2 separate regions of the Homo sapiens genome follow, and region 1 is linked to region 2. A link is an interaction called in ENCODE POLR2A ChIA-PET data of the cell type or tissue named here. Cell type or tissue: MCF 10A. All regions are shown on one strand. Links, peaks and the distances in the headings refer to the core of each region. The heading gives the core; the rest is flanking DNA.

Region 1 (5,381 bases), core at 165-5,164, 66 kb before region 2:
GGGCCTTGTCAACACAAAGGATCCTTGCTCTGTATCTTGATTTTGGTGATGGCCATATGACCCTACACAAGTATAAAATTGCACAGAACTAAATACATGTACACACACACACTCCCCTATATTATTTCCTATAACTGCATGTGAATCTACAATGATCTCATAGTTTAGGTCCATATTTGAACACCCATATTCATACCACCATTATTCGCAATAGCCAAAAGGTGGAATACCCTAAGTGTTCATCAACAATGAGTGGATAAACAAAATGTGGCATATTCATGCAATGGAATCTTATTCAGCCTTAAAAAGGAAGGAAATTCTGCCGGGCATGGCGGCTCACACCTGTAATCCCAGCACTTTGGGAGGCCGAGGCAGGCGGATCACCTGAGGTCAAGAGTTTGAGACCAGCCTGGCCAACATGGTGAAACCCCGTCTCTACTAAAAATACAAAAATTAGCCGGGCATGGTGGTGCAAGCCTGAATTCCAGCTACTCAGGAGGCTGAGACAGGAAAATTGCTTGAACTCAGGAGGTGGAGTTTGCAGTGAGCCGAGATCCCACACTGCACTCCAGCCTGGGAAACAGAATGAGACTCTGTCTCAAAAGAAAAAAAAAAGGAAGGAAATTCTGACATCCACTACAACCTGGATGAACCTTGAGGACACTATGTTAAGTGAAATAACCCAGACCCAAAAGGACAAATGCTATATGATCCCACTCATATGACACATACTGAGTAGCCAAACTCGTAGAGAAAGTAGGATGGTGGTTGCCAGGGCCTGGGGGAGAGGGGAGTGGAGAATTGTTTAGGAGCTCTGGTGTTTCAGTTTGGGAGGATAAAAAGAGTTCTATGGCTGGGTGGCAGTGACGGTTGCACAACAATATGAATGTACTTAATAATTAAGATGGCCAGGTAAGGTGGCACACACCTAGCTGTGGTCCCAGCTATTCAGGAGGCTGAGGTGGGAGGATCGCTTGAGCCCAGGATATCTAGGCTATAGTTCTGGGCTATGCCAATTGGGTGTCCGCACTAAATTCCACATCAATATGGTGACCTCTTGGGAGCAGGGGACTACCAGGTTGCCTAAGGAGGGGTGAACCCGCCCAAGTCGGAAACGGAGCAGGTCAAGTCTCCCATGCTGATCAGTACTGGGGATGCATCTGTAAATACCACTGCATTCCGCCCAGGGCAACATAGCAAGACCTCATCTCTAAAAAAATAAAAATGTTTAAAATGGTAAATTTTATGTCATGTGTATTTTACCACAATTTTTTAAATCTAAAAATTAAAAAAAAGTCAGAGCCTTTTGACCTAAAGATCGGTGCCTCTCTTTTACAGTTCACCCTGTTCAAGGAGGTGAACCAAAAAGCTATGGAGCCCATTAGAAGGAACCAGACTTCCAGCACCTGGGTAAATAACCTGTAAGGGAAGCAGGAGCAGAGAGTGGTCCTTGGTGAGGTGCTGGGTGCCGGGGAAGGTGGGGGCCAGGTTGGTGCCTGGTGCCTGTGCTGCACCCCAGTCATCCCCAGCACACTGAGTACCCAGGTGGAGCTCTTGTGCCACCCAAAGGTGAAATTAACCTGTGATTACAAAGTTAGCTTTGATCAAAATTGTTGGTAAATGTAGGGGTTAGGGAAGTGAAAGCGCTAGAAGGAGGCATGAATGCCTAGGGCTGAAAGGGGATGGAGAAGGCAAGGACAGATCCCAGGGTCAGCAAATCGAATCTACTTAGGGTGCGAGATGCGGTGGGCTTTTGGGGACATATTCTTCTATACCGTATCACCAGAGATACAAAGGTTTTTTTTGTTTGTTTGTTTGTTTGTTTGTTTTGGCAAACGAAAGGGGTTTTTATAGACCAACCCTGTTGTACCATTGAAATAGCCCCAGTTTTCCTAATTCATGGGAAGGGCATGAAGAACCCCCTGCGTAGGGCAGGGCAGGGAACCTATCTGCACTCCAAGCAGTTGGCCACCGAAAGGAGATAACTTCATGATGCTTCCATTGAGAATCTCTGAGACAGTAGTTAGGAGAAGGGAACTGCCAGGCTGAGATTTTTCCGTCATCTGATCATGACTGAGTTCAAGATAACAAGAGTCCGTTTTTGGTAATGGAGGCATTTCAAAAGAGAATGATTTTGTTTCCCTTAAGTTCACATAGGTTGGCCGGAAGCCCCCAGACTGCCTGGAATACGCATTAAAAACGCCAGCTATCTCAGCAATAATTTCCAGCCCCAGGCCATTTACTAAGACACACAGCACCTCTACCACCCTGCTCTGATGCACCGCCACGGCCATCCCGCAGACCTGTGCCAGACGGCAGCGCCGGTGCCTCTGCACCCGACCGCAGCTGAGAACGTGTGGCTGCCCGTATGATTCTGCTCAGTTCATGGTGTCTCCTCAGCCACTGTGTCCTGAGCCAAGAGATTTGAGTGTTTATGAAAACCAGCATTGTTTTCCCTCTTGGTCATGTAAGTCATGGGAAATTTTTGTGTGGTGATGCATAAATCCCAGAAAGTTTGGTTTAAAAAGTTCCCTAAAGTGTGGGTGGTTCCTCAAGTATGTCCAGATTTAGTGAATATCTTGAATCCGTAGAACAAGCCTGAGAGTTTCACCCAAATGCCATCTCCGTGAAGAGGCCCTCCAGATTCACGGACACCCTCATTAGTGAGTTCTGGCAGCTGGCCGTTAGATGTAGGACTTTTAAACTCAAATTTAAAATGAGTCTGCATGCCTGAGTGAGCAGAGTTGCTGGGAAATATTATGCTTCAAGGCAGTTCAGGCCAACTCTCCCACGATCTAAAATCCTTCTATTAAAAAAGTTATAATTCATCCCGAATAAATTAGCTGTCCTCTTTGAGAAATCTTCCTTTAATGTTTTGCTTAATCCATCAACAATTATTTCATGAGCACCTGCGCATCCAGGCTTGGCAATGCCACGGATTCTAATTCCTTCTCCTATCCTCACTCCTCATCCTCATCAAGAAGAGGATTTGCCTCTGATCCTCCACCATGACTTGGGCAGCCACTGAAAATGATGCTTTAAATAAATGTGTTGATGTGGAAAGACGGCAGGGCTTATGAAGGAGTATGTATTTCATTCCATTTTCATAAATATGTAAATAGTATGTGTTTAATCCCACTTTTATAAATATATATTCTTGGGCAGATTAATATATATTCATGTGTATATTTCAATAAAACAAAATCTAAAAGGATATATACCAAGGTGTTAGCAGTGATGATCTCTAAGTAGTGGAATTAATTTTCTTTTCTTTTAGCTTCTCTGTGCATTTTTTCTAAAGGAAACACATATTATATGTTAAATCAAAAACGGAAAATGTTGTAAAGGAAACAGTGGCATTGAGAGAAGATGGTAGTTAAGTTTGGTAGCCATTTAAAGAGGTTTACGGCTGGGTGGAGTGGCTCATGCCTGTAATCCTAGCACTTTTGGGAGGCTGAGGCAGGAGGATCACTTGAGTTCGAGACCACCCTGGTCAACACATCAAGACCCCGTCTCGACCAAAAAAAAAAAAAAAATAGCTGCACATGGTGGTGCATGCCTGTAGTCACAGCTACTCGGGAGGCTAGGGTGGGAAGATCACTTGAGCTTGGGAGGTCGAGGCTGCTGTGAGCCGTGATCACGCCACTGCACTCCAGCCTGGGTGACAGAGCGAAATATTGTCTAAAATAATATAAATAAATAAAAATAAAGAGGTTTATATGTTTCTGGTTGGGGAACTCAAAGTTTTTTCTGAGACTAAAGCCTTCTGTACAGGAACATTTTAGGCCTAAACAAAGAGAAAAGGTAAAGTTTATATTTTTCCTATGTGACCGGGACTAAAAAACATACATACATAAATATAATTTTATATTTTTAAAATGATGCCTTTGCAACCTCCTCCTTAAAATGAGGAAGGAATCTTCTCTAGTCTGGTCCAGCTGATTCCTGGCGCTGCCTTTGTTGTTCTTACTGAAACAAAGGCTGCAGAAGAGACTAGAAAAAGCAAAGAGAAGCTAAATTGATCTGCATACGGAAGAGCATAACGCTAGCAAAAACGGGGGAAATACACAAAATGGGGAAGGAAGTGGACAGAGCTGGAACAGAGAAGGGGAGGGAAAGTAGGGCAGAAGAGGTGCAGCTGGGATTTTAGGGGGGAAAAGAAGTAGAGAGGAGAGAGAGAGAGAGAGAAGGCATTGAGCAATTGCTCTGTCTTGTGGCCTTTGGAGCAGGAGGAGAGAAGGGAAGTGGAAGAAGTGGAGACCTCATTCATCAAAAGAAACTGTAGCAGAGCACGCACTTTGCCTCCTCCTCCAGAAAACCTTCAGTGAAGACAGGCATTGCTCTTGAGGGTTGGGGCTCTGGTTTGTACCTCTGGGGATGGATTAGCTGAGATGAGACTTACAGCTGAAGCAAGAAGGCCCAAATTTAGTTGGATCTGAAATTTTGTTTTGCAAAATTGGAAATCCAGTCAGCTGAGAACTCCCTAGGACTCCACCTCATCTGGCAAGATCAGGAGACAGCCCCACCCTGTCTTTGCTGAGCAGTGAAGGGCAGTCAGATGGGCCATTGGGATGGGCCCTAATCCAGTGTGATTCTACTAAATCTGGGCCTTCTTGCTTCAGCTGAAAATCTCATCTCAACTAATCCATCCCCGGAGACAAAAACCAGAGGCCCAGCCCTCAAGAGCAATGTCGTTCTTCACTGGTTTTCTGCAGCCCCTTTCCAGGGACTCCACCATCTCATCGTGAGCCCCAGCAACAGTATTTCCACGTCACTGGCATCCTGGGTGCCGGTCCAGGGTACCCATCTGGATTAGTTTCCTAAGGCTGCTGTAAAACTGACACAAGCTGGCTGGCTTTAACAACAGAAATTGGCTGTGTCACAATTCTGGAGGCTGGAAGTCCAAGATCAAGATGCTGGCAGGGCAGGTCCTTTCTAAGGACTGTGGGAAGGAGCTGTTCCGGGCCCCTGTCCGGGCGTATGGATCCATCTTCATCACGGCATGGCCTTCTCCCTGTATGTCTGTCTCTGTGTCCAAATTTCCCCTTTGTTTGAAACCAGTCACACTGGATTAAGGCCCACCCCAATGACCTCACTTTAACTTGATCACATTTATAGAGACCCTATCTCCAAATGAAGTCACCTTCTGAGGTACTGGGGGTTCGGACTTCCACGTGCCAATCTGGGGTGGAGGAGACACAATTCCACCACCATGCGCACTGACAGCCCCATGGCCGGCGCACACCCTTGGTGCCAGCCCCAGAGTGACTGGCGGTCACTCTGGGGGCCCCTCCCTTTTCTTTCACACGTGCTCACTTTGCAGCTGTCCAGGCCATTCTGCCCTCATCTGAGGAATTTGCAGAAATTCCCCAGAACTCAGG
Region 2 (5,326 bases), core at 1-5,000:
TCCTGGCTAACATGGTGAAACCCCGTCTCTACTAAAAATACAAACAATTAGCTGGGCGCCGTGGTGGGTGCCTGCAGTCCCAGCTAATCGGGAGGCTGAGGCAGGAGAATGGCATGAACCTGGGAGGCGGAGCTTGCAGTGAGCCGAGATGGTCACTGCACTCTAGCCTGGGCGACAGAGAAACTCTGTCTTGAAAAAAAAAAAAAAGAGAGAAAGAGTGACACCAATCACCTTTTGCTCTCTGTCTGGCTAATTCAAAGCCAACCTTTAAGTTCCAGGTCAAAGGTCACCTTCCATCGTGGGGCACAGAACTCAAGCAACATTAATGTCCCTAACAAACCAGTTTGGTCCATTAAGTTGTGGTAGGGGTGACTGCCTGTCTAAAGGAGTTGAATTTCAAAATCTTTAAAACACAACAGTAGCCCCCAAACATATTTTGTAGACCACATCTGGATCTAGGCTCCAGATTACAATCCCACATAAAAAGGATTCTTCTCCCTGACTACCCACCCAGTATAGAACTGATGTTCCCTCTGCTGTGCCCCATGGCCCTTTGATCATACTTCTTTTGACACACTTATACCGTATCGGACTATAGTTCTTTGAATAAGAACTTTGGTAATTATTGCCAGCCTTTATTGAGGGCTTATCAGTGGGCAGGCAACATGCCAAGAGTTTTACATCCATGATCTCACTTGGCCCTCACAGCCACCCTTGAAGCTAGGTACAATTTTTAATCCCCATTTTTCAAATGAGGAAACTGAGCCCCAGAGAGGTTGAATAATTTGCTCAAGGTCATACAACTACCAACAGGATGGGCGCACAGAGCTAGGATTGGAACCCAGGCAGTTTGGCTCCGCAGTCTACCTGCTTGACCAGCATTTTATTTTGAAAGACAGGACTTGTGTCCCAATCCTATTGGGAGATTCAGTGTCTAGCACCTTAGTTTAAATAAAGCAAAATTAATTCAACAGTACTTCCTTGGGCAACTACAGAATGCAAAATTTCCTTCTCTACTTCCATTAAGGCAATACAGAGAGTTGTGTTCATTTGTGTCTTACCTGATCCAAGGGTTCTTTTCAAGAAAAATAGCTACTGTGCAGATAAACCTTGAAAACATTAGGCTAAGTGAAAGTAACTGGTCACAAAAGGCCACATATTGTAGGATTCCATTTATATGAAATATCCAGAATAGACAAGTCCATTGAGACAGAAAGTAGAGTTCTTAGTGCTGGGAGAGAATAGGATATTTGGAAAGTGACTGCTAAAGGCTAAGAGGTTTCTTTTTGGGGGGAAAATGTCCTAAAAATTGGTTGTGGCAATGGTTGTACAACTTAAGTAAAGACACTAAGAACCATTAAGTTGTATGATTTAAATTGTAAAATTATATGGAATGTGAATTATATCTCATAAAGGTGTTTGAAAAGAGAAATATCTAATGAACTTTCTTTTTCCAAATAAATGCTGAAAGCAAGATGAGAAAGAAAATAGATGAAAAATACAAAAAGAAAATAACACAGTGGGCTGGGCGTGGTGGCTCACGCCTGTAATCCCAGCACTTTGGGAGGCCAAGGCGGGCGGATCATGAGGTCAGGAGATCGAGACCATCCTGACTAACAGAGTGAAACCCCGTCTCTACTAAAAATACAAAAATGAAAAATTAGCCGGGCGTGGTGGCGGGCACCTGTAGTCTCAGCTACTCGGGAGGCTGAGGCAGGAGAATGGTGTGAATCCAGGAGGCAGAGCTTGCAGTGAGCTGAGACTGCACCACTGCATTCCAGCCTCGGGGACAGAGCGAGACTCCGTCTCAAAAAAGAAAGGAAAAGAAAAGAAAAGAAAAGAAAAGAAAAGAAAAGAAAAGAAAAGAAAAGAACACACAGTGATAGACTATATTGCTTAGCTAAGTGGATATCTAGATAGATGATGGATAGTTTTAGACATCAGTTTCCTGTTGATTTTCTCATGTTGTCCCTTCCAAACCAGCAACCTGAGAGGATGAGAGATCGATCAACAAATTATGTAAGTTACTAAGTTGTTAAGAAGATGGCAAACAACCAACAGAATTAAACACCAAGCCACATATACACAAGTGCTCCCTCCATTGGCTCCTTCAGCACTTTCTTACCAGTTCTGGTGGCCCAAATCTTTTGAGTTGTCTGTTACTTCTCTTAGATGTACATCAAAAACCAGCTCTGAGTTGTGTTTTCATGATGGAGCACAAGACAGATTTTACCCAGTCAACCCTTAACTCTCAACTCAAGAGAGAAAGAATGTGGCAATATAGTTATCCAGAAGGGCAGGCAATCCCTTAGGAATTTCTTTCATCTTTGGAACACATTACGTAATTTATTTTGCAAGAGAGTCTCATAGTTAATTCCATTTTTCATTGGCAACTAATAGTATGAGTTCACACTCCCCAAAGTAACTCTGGAGATACACAGCCTGCTGAGACGGGAGGAGTCGAGCAGGCTGTGAAATGTTTTCCACGCTTTGAGTGCATACGGTGGGTAATGCACATAGAAATGTGTGTGGAGATTCACAATCACATCCACACAGCTTTCTAGATAGACCCATAAGATTTTCCGTTCCCTCCGCAAAATCCATAAGCCAGCGTTCCTTCCAACCACATGTCACCCAGTCCCAAAATGTGCAAATTTTTAAAGGTTCCCCTGGGTCTTATATCTTGGACTCTCTTGTCCAGTGTTTCTCAATCCTTGCTCTCTTTTTCATTATGATAGCCCAGTGTTCCCAAATGTCATTCCATGAAAGGTACTTCTAAATTACTTGGGAGCTATTTACAAACACCTATTTCCATAATCCACACCCTGGAATGTAGGTTTAATAGATCTGGAGTGAAGTCTAAGAGGCTGTATTTTGTTTGTTTGTTTGGTTAGTTTTTGTTTTTTAGTGTTTTCTTAAATGTTTTAAGTGTATTGATTTATTTATTAATTTTAGTTGATAAATAATAATTGTGTACACTTATGGGGCACAATGTGATGTTTTTATCTATGTATAAATTATAGAAAGATTCAGTCAAGCTAATTAACATATCCTCAGCTCACCAACTTACATTTTTGTGGTAAAAAAACATTAAAAAATGGGCAAAGGATTTGAACTGACATTTCTCAAAAAAAGAGATACAAACAGCCAACAGGCGTATGAAATAATATTTAACATCTCTAATCATCAGAGAAATGCAAATTAAAACCACAGTGAGATTATCACCTCACACTTGCTGTGTTGGTGAGGATATGGAGAAAAGGGAACCCTTTTACACTGTTGGTGGGAATGTAAGTTAGCACAGCTATTATGAAAAATGGTACAAAAGTTCCTGAAAAAATGAAAAAATAGAACCACCATATCATCCAGCAATTCCACTTCTGGGTATTTATCCAAAGGAACTAAAATTCATATATCGAAGAAATAACCACATTCTGATGTTCATTACAGCACTATTCACAGCAGCTGAGATATGGAATCTACCTGTGTCCATCAACAGATGAATGGATAAAGAAAACGTGGTACATATACACAACGGAATACTAGCTAGCCTTTAACAAGAAGGAAATTACGTCATTTTCAACAACATGAATGAACCTGGAAGGCATTATGCTAAGTGAAATAAGCCAGACTCAGAAAGACAAATGCTGTGTGGTCTCATTTATAAGTGGAATCTAAAAACGTTGATCTCACTGAAACAGAGTAGAAAGCTGATATCAGAGGCTGTGGTGGGGGCAGCAGGGGTGGATAGAGGAAAGAGGCCGGGAAAGGAGAGATATTGATGAAGACGCAATTTCAGTTAGACTGAATTCATTAGTTTTAGTGATCTGTTGCCCTGCATGGTGACCACAGTTAATAATAACGTATTGTACATTTCAAATGTGCTAAAAGAATAGGAAGCTGTATCTTTAACAAAAGTCTGGGAACCATTGGCCTAGATTACCACAACAGCACCCAACTGGCCTTCCTCCTTCTGCTGTAATAGTCTAAATCTATTTTTTTTGACTGCTGACAACTTTTTTTTTTTTTTTTTCTGAGACGAGGGTCTCACTCTATCACCCAGGCTGGAGTGCAGTGGTGCGAACACAGCTTACCGCAGCCTCAGACTCTGGGCCTCAAGCGATCCTTCCATTTCAGCTTCCCAAACAGCTGGGACTACAGGTGCACACCATTATGTCTAGCCATTTATTTATTTATTTGTTTATTTATTTTTTATTGTTTTGGAGAGACAGGAGTCTCAATATTTTGCTCAGGCTGGTTGCAAACCTCTGGGCTCAAGTGATCCACCCACCTAGGTCTCCCAAAATGCTGAGATTACAGTATTTTGAGTCACAACACCCGGCCTGCTAACAACTTTTAAGCCTTCCCTTTCCCTCACCCCCTTGTGCCTTGCATCTGGGCAAGCTCATGTGAAAGTCTGGATGCTCTTTGTTGGTGCAAGCAGGAAATCCAAACCACACAAGCCCCTGCCCACATTGTAACCACTATTAAAAATTCCAAGCCGGCCGGGCGCGGTGGCTCACGCCTGTAATCCCAGCACTTTGGGAGGCCGAGGCAGGTGGATCATGAGGTCAGGAGATCGAGACCATCCTGGCTAACAAGGTGAAACCCCGTCTCTACTAAAAATACAAAAAATTAGCCGGGCGCGGTGGCGGGCGCCTGTAGTCCCAGCTACTCGGGAGGCTGAGGCAGGAGAATGGCGTGAACCCAGGAAGCGGAGCTTGCAGTGAGACGAGATTGCGCCACTGCAGTCCGCAGTCCGGCCTGGGCGACAGAGCGAGACTCCGTCTCAAAAAAAAAAAAAAAAAATTCCAAGCCTTGGCCGGGCATGGTGGCTCATGTCTGTAATCCCAGCACTTTGGGAGACCAAGGTGGGAGGATTGCTTGAGCCCAGGAGTTCAAGACCAGCCTGGGCAACATAGTGAGACCTCATCTCTAAAAATAAAAATAAATGAAAATCAAATCCCAAGCCAGTCTTTTTTCTTGCTCTCCCAAGCTGTTTTGAACTAGCTTGGGATGTCTTCCCTGTTCTTCCCCAGAAAGCCTCATCATGTAAGTCAGGGGCGTCCAATATTTTGGCTTCCCTGAGCAACACTGGAAGAAGAATTGTCTTGGGCCACACATAAAATACACTAACACTAACGATAGCTGATGAGCTTAAAAAAAAAACAACTAGCAAAAAAAAAAAATCTCAAAATGTTGTAAGAAAGTTTATAAATTTGTGTTGGGCTGTACTTAAAGCCATCCTGGGCCACATGCGACCCGCAGGCTGTGGGCTGGACAAGCTTGATGTAAGTAATAAACATGTGCATGCTCTCTTGGTATG

The links. ChIA-PET counts read pairs that join two places held together with the same protein. Peaks named below come from ENCODE experiments on the same cell type or tissue, not always from the same donor. Only the 100,000 strongest peaks of a DNase experiment are listed, where the experiment ranks them.
Region 1: POLR2A ChIA-PET joins it to region 2 with 6 read pairs; 2 of 35 experiments call an interaction of 5 or more read pairs at or near these places.

What each region holds. Positions count from the first base shown.
Region 1 is chr17:15,407,477-15,412,857 of GRCh38, forward strand. It overlaps the pseudogene RN7SL792P. Among named protein-coding and RNA genes, the nearest start is that of CDRT4, 57 kb to the right of the region's middle. RefSeq lists an enhancer at 2,286-2,786. In MCF 10A, for the core only: no CTCF peak of the experiment used is centred there; a DNase peak (open chromatin) is centred at 2,405.
Region 2 is chr17:15,473,476-15,478,801 of GRCh38, forward strand. The region is part of intron 4 of TVP23C-CDRT4 (TVP23C-CDRT4 readthrough); the gene reads right to left. Among named protein-coding and RNA genes, the nearest start is that of CDRT3, 5.3 kb to the left of the region's middle. In MCF 10A, for the core only: no CTCF peak of the experiment used is centred there; a DNase peak (open chromatin) is centred at 2,316.